Regions from separate parts of the Homo sapiens genome. Here regions 2 and 3 are each linked to region 1. Evidence: chromatin contacts called from ENCODE Hi-C or POLR2A ChIA-PET data. All regions are on one chromosome and are shown on one strand. Each heading gives the region's core, a stretch centred on a gene start or an enhancer-like site at or near the end of the contact. The rest is flanking DNA. Distances are from core to core; before and after follow the strand shown.

What was found. A loop is a pair of places that touch in the nucleus more often than their neighbours do. ChIA-PET counts read pairs that join two places held with the same protein, here RNA polymerase II (POLR2A). Pooled maps may share reads with other maps.
Region 2: a loop to region 1 is called in a pooled map, with 5 times the contacts of the local background. The contact joins the enhancer-like site here to the promoter of ATP1B3 in region 1. A Hi-C loop is called at or near these places in 1 of 37 single-sample maps with no recorded cell type and 3 of 50 pooled maps. POLR2A ChIA-PET finds 5 or more read pairs at or near these places in 3 of 52 experiments (GM12878, HEK293 and T-cell).
Region 3: a pooled map shows a loop between it and region 1 (11-fold over the local background). The contact joins the enhancer-like site here to the promoter of ATP1B3 in region 1. A Hi-C loop is called at or near these places in 4 of 50 pooled maps. POLR2A ChIA-PET finds 5 or more read pairs at or near these places in 2 of 52 experiments (PC-9 and activated CD4-positive, alpha-beta T cell).

Annotation. Positions count from the first base shown.
Region 1 is chr3:141,874,871-141,878,490 of GRCh38, forward strand. It overlaps ATP1B3 (ATPase Na+/K+ transporting subunit beta 3), which reads left to right and starts at 1,773. Exons shown (of 7, transcript NM_001679.4): 1 at 1,773-2,040. The coding sequence starts at 1,932. RefSeq lists silencers at 668-727, 1,598-1,727, 1,998-2,567.
Region 2 is chr3:141,336,261-141,339,630 of GRCh38, forward strand. It overlaps a transcript of ZBTB38 not described here. Among named protein-coding and RNA genes, the nearest start is that of ZBTB38, 31 kb to the right of the region's middle. RefSeq lists an enhancer at 1,071-1,150. Within about 2 kb of position 1,256, at least 4 of the 41 ENCODE cell types and tissues checked have a DNase peak (open chromatin) inside an H3K27ac peak, as active enhancers do; they include GM12878, where a contact is called at or near this core.
Region 3 is chr3:142,507,130-142,510,853 of GRCh38, forward strand. It overlaps ATR (ATR checkpoint kinase), which reads right to left. Exons shown (of 47, transcript NM_001184.4): 28 at 802-980. Among named protein-coding and RNA genes, the nearest start is that of XRN1, 61 kb to the left of the region's middle. Within about 2 kb of position 2,067, at least 2 of the 41 ENCODE cell types and tissues checked have a DNase peak (open chromatin) inside an H3K27ac peak, as active enhancers do.

The sequences.
Region 1 (3,620 bases), core at 523-3,022:
CACTGCAAGCTCCGCTTCCTGGGTTCACCCCATTCTCCTGCCTCAGCCTCCCGAGCAGCCGGGACTACAGGCGCCCGCTACCACGCCCGGCTAATTTTTTTGTATTTTTAGTAGAGACGGGGTTTCACCGCGTTAGCCAGGATGGTCTCGATCCTGACCTCCTGATCCGCCTGCCTCGGCCTCCCAAAGTGCTGGGATTATAGGCGTGAGCCACCGCGCCCGGCAGGTAACATTCTTTAGTTCTTTCAATCTTGCCTATGATTTAAAGAAGTGCATTCCAGTCTGCTTGCATGGTGCTTTGCTATTTCTAATACTCATTTCATGCCAAACTCTCCAACATGCTTCTACAAATCTTTTGGTGTCATTAGCTCAAAACGTAAATGGATTTTGGTTATTTTCAATGTCATAATTATAAATTTAGCTTTTTTAAGCGTGAAAAAAGCACTTTATAGGAATATATTTTACCACTTTTCCATTTGTGGGAGGTATAATTCATTATTTCTTGCTTTGGTAAGAAAAGTGAGGAAAAAGGAAAATTCATCCATTTGCAGGCTGTTTAAACTTCCAGACAGATTATAATTCATCACTCCAAACAATAAGATGGCTATTACATTTCTCCATAATTTTTATTTGCTAATAAAACGGAGGCAGAGCTTTTTTCTAAAAATAAATAAATAAACAACAACAACAACAACCTCCCCCACCCCGCACCTTCTGTGCAAATTCCTATAAAGTCTTTTATCCTGTCGCTGAGTCTGAGGGCACCCCCCCTCCCGTACTCGTCAGCTCCATCTCGCGGAGGAAAACGCTACCGGCACCCTCAGCTCCGCCCAAGGGCCGCGATCTCTACAGGGGAGATGAAAAGCCGGCGACACTACACAGGCGTGGACCCTCCAACGAGTGTTCCTTTCCTGTGGGTTAAGAGTAGGAGCGTCTGGGCAAAAGCTGGGAGCTTTCAGTTGCCAGGACCCTTGGGAAAGCACGTATTTAGATTTCATTGATAAATTCAACTGAATCCCGAGAAAAATTATACTCCATTCACTGGCATATTTAGAACGGAATTCCCATTGACCCGAGGCTCCCGGTTGAACCCTTCAAGGGAGCCAAGCGAGGACGTTCTCAGAACAGCAGTGCACCGTGTACATTGTGGGAGCCCCGCGCGATCCCCCGCAGAGCGTCCTGTAGGAACGTCACAGAGCCCAGAGAGCGTCCTGTAGGAACGTCACAGAGCCCAGAGAGCGTCCTGTAGGAACGTCACAGAGCCCAGAGAGCGTCCTGTAGGAACGTCACAGAGCCCAGAGAACGCCTGGGGACGGTCGGGGAGGCAGTTCGGGGAGGGGACGATTAAGTTCCCTCAGAGAGGAAGCCGCGGGCCGACTGGAGTCGTTTTCGTGCTCTCCGCACCCGCCCGCCGCGGGTAGCATCTTCTCAGCGCCCCGGCGCCCAGGAACGCCCAGGAAACCCAGTCCTCCTCCTAAGCAACCTGCGGCGCGGGGACGCCCGCCTTTTGCTATTATTATAAACGTGCGTGCGACTAAACCTTCGGATTTTTAGACTTTCTTCTCGCTTCCTCTGACCCAGGCTGAGGGAGCCCCCGAGGCTACTGCGGGGCGGGGCCGGGGCGGGGTGGGGCGCCCTCGCCGCCTCAGGCAGCGCCCCGGCCGCTGGCGGGAGGCGGCAGCGGCGCGGGCCGAGCGGCGCGGGGATTGGCTGCGGCGGGCGGAGACGTCAGGCTCCCGCGGCCCAAGCGGCCGCCCGGCGCGGCGCGGCGCAGTCGGCTCGAGTACTCCCCGTAACGAGGAGGTGTTCTCGGCCGTCCCACCCTTCACTGCCGTCTCCGGGCTGCGCCGCCGGAGCCGGGACGCGCCTCCGCAGCCCTCGCCGCCTCCATCCCCGCGGCCGCAGCTCCTCTCGCCGTCCGCGCGCACACCATGACGAAGAACGAGAAGAAGTCCCTCAACCAGAGCCTGGCCGAGTGGAAGCTCTTCATCTACAACCCGACCACCGGAGAATTCCTGGGGCGCACCGCCAAGAGCTGGGGTGAGCGGGCAGCAGCTGGGCGTCCGGGGCCGGCCTCGGTCCCGGGGGCGCCGGGCGCGGTCTGGTGGGAACGGAAAGGCGGGAGGCGGCTCCCAGCGCCGGGGCTCCCGACCGCCCGACCCTAACCCGGGCGGCGGCGGCGCAGTGCGGCCCCATTCATTGCTCCCCGGGCCGGCCGGACTGGCCGCAGCTCGCTCCCGAAGCAGCGGGGCCCGCGGGCAGCCCGGCCGGGCCGCGCTGGTTCCTCCCTCCCTGCTGGGAGCGGGGCGCACGTGCTGCCCGGGCCTCCCGCCCGGCGCGGCGCCGGAAGCCGGGGACCCCTGCCCGAAGCCGGGCCCCGAGAGTGCAGGAGCCGAGCCCCCGGGCCTCCTTTGTACGGAGCGCTCCGGCCCGAGAGGCCCTGGCGGAGGCGCCCGGCCCGCTGAGCGGTTCGGAGAAGCCAGACCCTGCCCCACTCCAGGGGAGAGGAAATTTCCACTCCCGCCGCTATCTTGTGACTCGTCCACGCTGCCACCCCGACCGGTCGGAAGAGTGCGACTGAGTGTTAAGTGTGGGTGTGGGTTGCTTAAACGTGTAGCGGTGAGTTAATCACAGAAGTACATTGTACAAGAAAATGCACTTGAATTTGGACAGTGAAAAGGCCCTTAAAAAGGTTGGTTCCTCCCGGATTCCTTTTTAATTACAGAGGTTTTCTTCCTTACAAATTTGCTTCTTTGGGGAAAGTAAATCCTGTCTGAACAACACAGGTTTTTTTTTTTTTTCCCGTGTCTTCAAAACAGGAGAGTGATGGTTGTATGTTAGCAGATTTTTTCTATGCGTGAGCTCTTTGTTTTAATATATTTAAACCATCTACCGTGTAGAGTAGCTTTAGGATGCCTTTTTTTCCTAAAATTGTATCAATCTCTGAATGCAGGCTAGAGCTTTTTTTTTTTTTTGCCTTTATACTTAAGTAAACTAATTTTACCTTTTTAAATCCTTTTGAAACATTTTGTTAGTGGGTCTTGAAAGACCATTTCTTTCTGAGTGGGAATAAATCTCGAGAGCTTAGAACTATTTGGGCACAACATTTTTAGGATAAGCATGGAGAAATAAGCTGTGACTCAGAAAATAAACTGTTGGTGCAGACTGAAATGGACTCCTTCAGGGTGAAAAGGCGACTTGAAGTCTTATCACAAGCTGAAAGGGGCCTTGGAGGATTTTTAGCCCAACCCCCACTTTAGAGATGAGAAAAATGAGACCCAGAGAGGTTGTGATTTTTGCCTTGTGTAAAATTACATATGCCACAAAGCCAAGAAAAGAACCCAGTTCTCCTTTAATCCTAGTCCAGCGGTTGTATTATTTTACAGATGCCTTGCCTAACTGCATGGTAATCACTCATGATTTTTATTTAAATTGCTGTTTTCTTTTGGGAACCCACTAGTGTGATGAAGAAATAAATCTTGCATCCAGACTTACATGGGAACAAAAGATGAACATTTATAAAGCTTAATTGCTTGTTTCTAGAGTGTACTAACTTTTTGCTGAAGAAATTTTTGAGTGGTGGAGAGAGATTAATTTTGATAGGCTACCTTCCTCCCTTT
Region 2 (3,370 bases), core at 6-2,505, 540 kb before region 1:
AATATTCACATACTCTAAATGGGAGATGTCAAACCCATGCCAATAGCTCCATTAAAACCCAGGCTTCCCACCAAGAGCAACTGGCATGGTTTTCTATTTGCTTCTCTTGACCATCAGTGATAAAATTTACTATTTTATATAGAGAGACAGAACATGTGTTGGGCATCTCAGTAGTTCAAACCAAAGACAGAAAAACACCTCTTACATGTATGTAATAGATTTTTTTAAATATACAGTTTTCCTTTTTTTAATTAATTCATTTATTTATTATAGAGATGGAGTCTCACTGTGTTGGCCAGGGTGGTCTTGAACTCCTGGCCTCAAGCAATCCTTCCACCTCAGCCTCCCAAAGTGCTGGGATTACAGGTGTGAGCTACCACACCTGGCAGTAATAGATGAATTTACTTGTACAACAAACACAAATTTTTGTGTTGTGCGGTTTCTCACTAGGGCCACGGTCGGCCTCTGGGCAGAGATACTATTATGTGGTGTGGGATTTTCCCACATGGTAGGACATTTAGCATCCCCCGTCCCTGGGGAACTAAATGCCAGTAGCCCCCAGGAGAATTTGTGACATCCAGAAAATGCCCCCAGGCATTTCCAAACACCTTCTGATGGGTGAGACTGCCCATTTGAGAATCACTAGGCAGGGAAAAGTAAATTCCTTCATTTTACTTCAAATGGGGTGTGTTAGCATCATCTTGCTTGAGCAGCTTTAAAAAAATAGTTTCTAATTACGTACATAACACATTCTCTTTGCAAACAAATCCTATAGATAAAGCTGAAGTCTCCTTTGACGCCCACTTCCAGTTCTAGTCACTCCCCGCTTCTCTGAGGAAGTGAGAGTAACTGACATGGTTTCTACCTTCAAGACCCTTTGCTTTATGTTTATATACAGATGTAGGAACCTGCATACAAGTATAACGGAGTGTTGTTGGTGTGTGTTTGTGCTGTGTATTTCATCTGCAACTTGAATTTTTTACTCCACAATACCTGTTGAAGGTCTTTCCATGTCCAAACACGTAGAAATGCCTCATCCTACAGCCGAGTAATATGTAATGACTGCACAGCATTTTATCATGTTGATGGGCCTCTTAGCAAAGAGCTGCAAAGGAAATCAATTCCCTGGATGAGGCGTTGCCTGTGGTCTGGTCACAGGACCAAATTAGACAAAAGCTGAGGTCATTTTGAATCATCCCCTCCAACCCTGCCGCAGTCCACAGAACAAAGCAGTGGCCTGACTTGAATTTGAACATAGTATCTCTAAGCCTGGGTATTCTGGCATTGTGTAAACACAGATCTCTGAGCCTACTGCACTGAAATGGATTCATTTCCTTTTTTAGCTTCTGGCATGGCATTTTTAGTTGATAAATTGTGGTTCTAAGGAAGCAGGTTTGATGATCCCCTTTGTCCTTCAACCAAGTGTGTAAAGGAGGATGTTTACTTTTATGGGTAATTACAGGTCTATGAATTGAGCACTTAATATGAGGCACCTTCATCCCTTATCTCAAGTCCTCACAACAGTCCTTTGCAGGAGGTATTACTAGCTCATTTTTGCAGGGAAGAAAACTGAGACTTGCGGAGATTACATAATTTGTCTAAGGCAAATCAGTTAGTAAGTGACACAAACCCAGGGCTTACTCTCAGATAATAATTATCACTAATTTATTTATTTATTCAACAATATTCATTGAATGTCTATCATGTGCTGGAAATGGTACCCAGCACTAAGAATACATCAGTAAACAAGGTAGTAAACAAAGCCAACAAGCATATGAAAAAATGTTCAACATCACCAATCATTAGATAAATGCAAATAACCACAGTGAGATACCACCTTGCACCATCAGACTGGCTATTATTAAAAAGTCTAAAAATAACAGATGCTGGTGAGGTTGCAGAGAAAAGGGAACACTTATACACTGCTGGTGGGAGTGTAAACTAGTTCATCTGCTGTGGAAAGCAGTTTGGTGATTTCCCAGAGAACTTAAAACAGAACTGCCACTCCACCCAGCAATCCTATTACTATACTCAAAAAAAATACCCAAAGGAATATAAATCGTTCTGCTGTAAAGACACATGGATGCATGTTTATCGCAGCACCATTCACAATAGCAAAGACATGAATCAACCTAAATGCCCACCAGTGGTGGACCGGATAAAGAAAATGTGGTACATAGACACCATGGAATACTATGCAGCCATAAAAAGAATGAGATCATGCCCTCTGCAGTAACATGGATAGAGCTGGAGGCCATTATCCTAAGCGAATTCATGCAGGAACAGAAAAACAAATGCTGCATTTTCTCACTTAGAAGTGGGAGCTAAACATTGAGTACACATGGACACAAAGAGGAGAACAATAGACAACAGGGTCTACTTGACAGTGGAGGGTAGGAGAAGGGTGAGGGTCAAAAAACTTCCTATCAGGTACTATGCTTGTTACTTGGGTGATGAAATAATCTACACGCCAAACCCCTGTGACATGCAATTTGCCTATGTAACAAATCTGCACATTGTACCCCCTGAACCGAAAAAGAAAGTTGGAAAGTTGGAAGAAAAAGAAAATAAAACAAAGATGAGATCTTTGCCCTTCTAGATTCTAGACCTGACATTCTAGTGGGGGACAGAATAGGTAAACAAACAATCTTTTAGGGAACATTAAGTACTATGAATGAACATCTTTTAGGGAACATTAAGTACTATGAATGACCATAAAGCATAATAAAGGGACAATGAGTTGCAGAAGGGCCTTTTTAGAAAGGGTGTTGGATAAGACCTCCCTGGAGTTGTGACATTCAAGCAGAGACCTGAATGAAGCAAGAGAGTGGGCCATGCCAAATCTCAAGTGAACCAGTGTTGCAGGCAGAGATCAGTAGGTGCAAAGGCTCTAAGGCAGGATATTCTGGATATGTTCAGGAAACATAAAAAGGCTGACAAGGTCATATTGGAGTCACCAAGGCAGAGAGAGATAGGAGGTAAGATCAGAGAGGAAGCCAGACCCAGTTCACTTGAACTGTTCTAGGCCTAACATGCCACTCCACCAGCAACTCCACGGGTTGATTCTGAATGTGATAGGAAGCCTTTGGAGCATTTTGAACAGAAGAGTAGTATGATCTTGTTTAAGTTTTTAGAGAATCATCCTGGCTCCTATGTGGAGAAATGTTGGTAGGTGGGGAAGAGTAGATTTAAGGACACAAAGTAGGAGACTACTATAAAAATCCAGGGAAGAGGTCATAGATTGGCCCAGAGCAGTAAGCTGTGGAGAAGGTAAGATGGTAAGAAGTGGTTGAATTTGTGTGTGTTTCGAAGGTAGAGCTGATAAAGCTTTTTGATGAATTGAATAACTTTTAAAGAAGAAAAGCAGTTA
Region 3 (3,724 bases), core at 817-3,316, 630 kb after region 1:
CTTAAGACTGCAAGTTACTAATTTTCTAGTTATTTTATCACACTTTGCTTTTTGATTTGAAAAGCCCACCAATCTTGAGCTCTTATTTAATTCCACTGTATTCGCCTCACCTGCTCTTACTTTCTTTTCTTCCCTACACAATCATAACATCGCCTAAATCATTATTTCACCAGCATTTTCATGCTTGATACCTGACATAACCGGCACTTGCCCCCACTAACTCACTCCCAAATTCAGGACCACAACTCTCACAAGGAGAAGAGTAATTCCTTGAATCATAGCCCTTCCAAACTCCTCCTCCACAACTGCCACAGGCATTTAGCTAAAATTCCATTGTGACCATAACACTTCCCTAGTTCGCACCCTCCAAGAAGTTTGGGCAACTTAAAAAGTCTTCTATTATTTGTGATCTTTCCTCTACCATTCCAAAACCGACACTTTACTCTTTGGCATATACCATGCTCTTTTCAAACACTCCACAGAGATGCCTCTGATTATAATGTCTTGCCTCCCTATACTGCTCATTTTTTAAGACACCATCTCCAAGAAGCCATTCCTGACCTCTGGCTCATCCGCTTCCATCTCCCACCCTATTCCACATGGATGAGTTAAGTGTCCTTCCTCAGGGTACATGTGTGTTACTGTACTTAAAATATTATACCAAATTGATGTTTATCTCTCCCCACTAATCTATAAGCTTCTAAGCATAGCATATAAAACATTCAATAAAATGAACAACATAAACATAAAAGACTGGCCACATTAATTTTCATTATTAAATTCACTATATTAACTTCAGACCTGTAAAAATCCAAGATGTTCCTGAATATTTTGCTTCTTTTCTGTAATAAATGATTCAAAGTGCATTACAGCTCGTGTGTATGCTTTGGAGCGAAAGGAAGCTACTGCCAGAGTATCCTGGGGTATGAGGTCTAGAAAACGGGTTACACTCTGATAGTCTTCATAATCCACAGTAGATACTAGATCATAAAAAAAGTTGAGTAATTAAAGACTTATAAGATAAAATTTAAAAGTGTCAATTTAAGTATTTAAGTTCAATTTATTTCACTAAACAAATTAATCTGAATATATTAGGATATCATATTTAGAATGTAACTAACAACAGAACAATTGTTCAGAGAGTCTTGCTCCAACTCTGCCATTATAACTTACCTTTCTTTGGACAGTCATTTAATTTACTGAGCCTCTATTTCTTTACCTATAAAAGGAAAATGTTAGTACCTGTCTTGCCTTCCTTACAACGTTGTTGGTGAGGATTAAATATCAATCTATTATTAAATTTTGAAAAGATATAATGATGATACAAAAGATACAAGATTAGTCATTATTTTTGATGACTATAAAAAATGATTAAATGTAGCTATTTTGTAGGGAAACTTCAAAACTATGGAAATAATCTTTTTTAAAGTTTAGAATTCATTGTTATCCACCTATTTTTTCTTGGTTGCCAAAAATACAGTATCACCTATTACAATAGAAATTGAAAGTAATGGCTGGGCATGATGGTTCACGCCTGTAATCCCAGCACTTTGGGAGGCCGAGGCAGGCGGATCACAAGGTTAGGAGATCGAGACCATCCCGGCTAACACGGTGAAACCCCGTCTCTACTAAAAATACAAAAAAATTAGCCGGGCGTGGTGACGGGTGCCTTTAGTCCCAGCTACTCGGGGGGCTGAGGCAGGAGAATGGCGTGAACCTGGGAGGCGGAGCTTGCAGTGAGCTGAGATCACGCCACTGCACTCCAGCCTGGGTGACAGAGCGAGACTCCGTATCAAAAAAAAAAAAAAAAAGAAAGAAATTGAAAGTAAAAGTGCCTTCAAAGTAAAACCACAAGTACTTTAGGATAATTTTTCAAGAGTGTACAAAAAGACAAAAATTAAAAACTTCTAAATGAGGACAGTCTAGTTTATGAATTATTTAAAACTTCTAAATTTTAATGATTCATAAGTGTGTAGAAAACAGGCAACAAATTTCTTCAAAATTTAAATAAGGCAGTATATTTTATTTTTATTTATTTACTTACTTTTTAAAAAAAATTATTTTGATCTCATTCTCACTGAGGCTGCAGTGCAGTGGCAAGATCATAGCTCACTGCAGCCTTCACCTCCTGGACTTAAGTGATCCTGCCTCAGCCTCCCGAGTAGCTGGGACCATAGGCATGTGCCACCACGCCTGGCCAAGTTTTGTATTTTTTGTAAAGATGAAGTCTCATTATGTTGCACAGGTTGATCTTGAACTCCTGAGCTCAAGTGATCCTCCTGCCTCGGCCTCCCAAAGTGCTAGGATTACAGGTGTGAGCTACCACACCTAGCCTAAGGTAGTATATTCTAAACAGATTATATTTAAAATAAGGTCCTTATTTCCATCAAAATTTGTAGATGATTTCAAATTCTGATTTTTTTTTTTTTTTTTTTTTTTTTTTTGGAGACAGGGTCTCACTCTGCTGCCCAGGCTGGAGTGCAGGGGTGTGATCTTGTCTCACCGTAGCCTCAATCTCACAGGCTCAAGCAATCCCCACACTTCAGCCTTGTGAGTAACCTAGGACTACAGGTGCACACCACCACACCCAGCTAATTTTTGTATTTTTTGTAGAGATGGGGGTCTCTACAAAAATGTTAAAGAAATGTTAAAGGTATTGTACTTTTGAATCATTACAAATGTTATTCTTAAAAGCTAGAATTTTGGCCAGGCACAGTGGCTCACGTCTGTAATCCCAGCACTCTGGGAGGCCAAGGCAGGTGGATCGCCTGAGCGCAGGAGTTTGGGACCACCCTGGGCAGTGTGGTGAAACCCTGTCTCCATTAAAATACAAAAAATTAGTCGGGTATGGTGGCATGTGCCTGTAGCCCCAGCTACTCAGGAGGCTGAGGCACAAGAATCGCTTAAGCCTGGGAGGTGGAGGTTGCAGTGAGCCAAGATCATGCCACTGCACTCCAGCTTGGGCTATAGAGTGAGACTGTCTCAGAAAAAAAAAAAAAAAAAAAGCTACTGTCACTGAAAATGGTGATAATAGAGTGTTTGGTTTTACAGTACCATTTTGACATGCAGAAATAAAAACTAACAGGCTGGTTGTGCTGGCTCACACCTATAATTCCAACACTTTGGGAGATCGAGGCAGATGGACTGCTTGAGCCCAGGAGTTAGAGACCAGCCTGGCCAACATGGTGAAGCCCCGTCTCTACTAAAAGTACAAAATATTAGCTGGGCATGAGGCATGAGAATCACTTGAACCCAGGAGGTGGAAGCTGCAGTGAGCCAAGATCACACCACTGCAACTCCAGCCTGGGCAACAGAGAGAGACTTAGTCTCAAAAAAAGAAAAAAAAATTAAAAAACAAACATTCAATAGTTAAATATAAAAATATATTAATAGCCACATTCCAGACAAAAACATTCTCCAAGCAGGTAATTATTGGCAAGTCCAGGAAATTTCAGAAAAATAATAAACTATTTTGCTTAACAACAGGAAAGTATCTGCTTCAACAGAACAAGAGGGAGATGCTCACAAACTGAGAATTATGGAAGTGAAGGCCTCTTTAAGGACTGTTAGATAGTTTTTCAATTAGCCTGAAAGCCTGAAGGAAAAATACTTGATGTCTGTGAGAACAGCTAAGGTATAAGGCCAGATTATAACCATCCACTTATTGCCAAGAATGGAAAAAAAAAAAAGGTTCAAAGAAAGTAAGAATATCCATTAGTGTGTG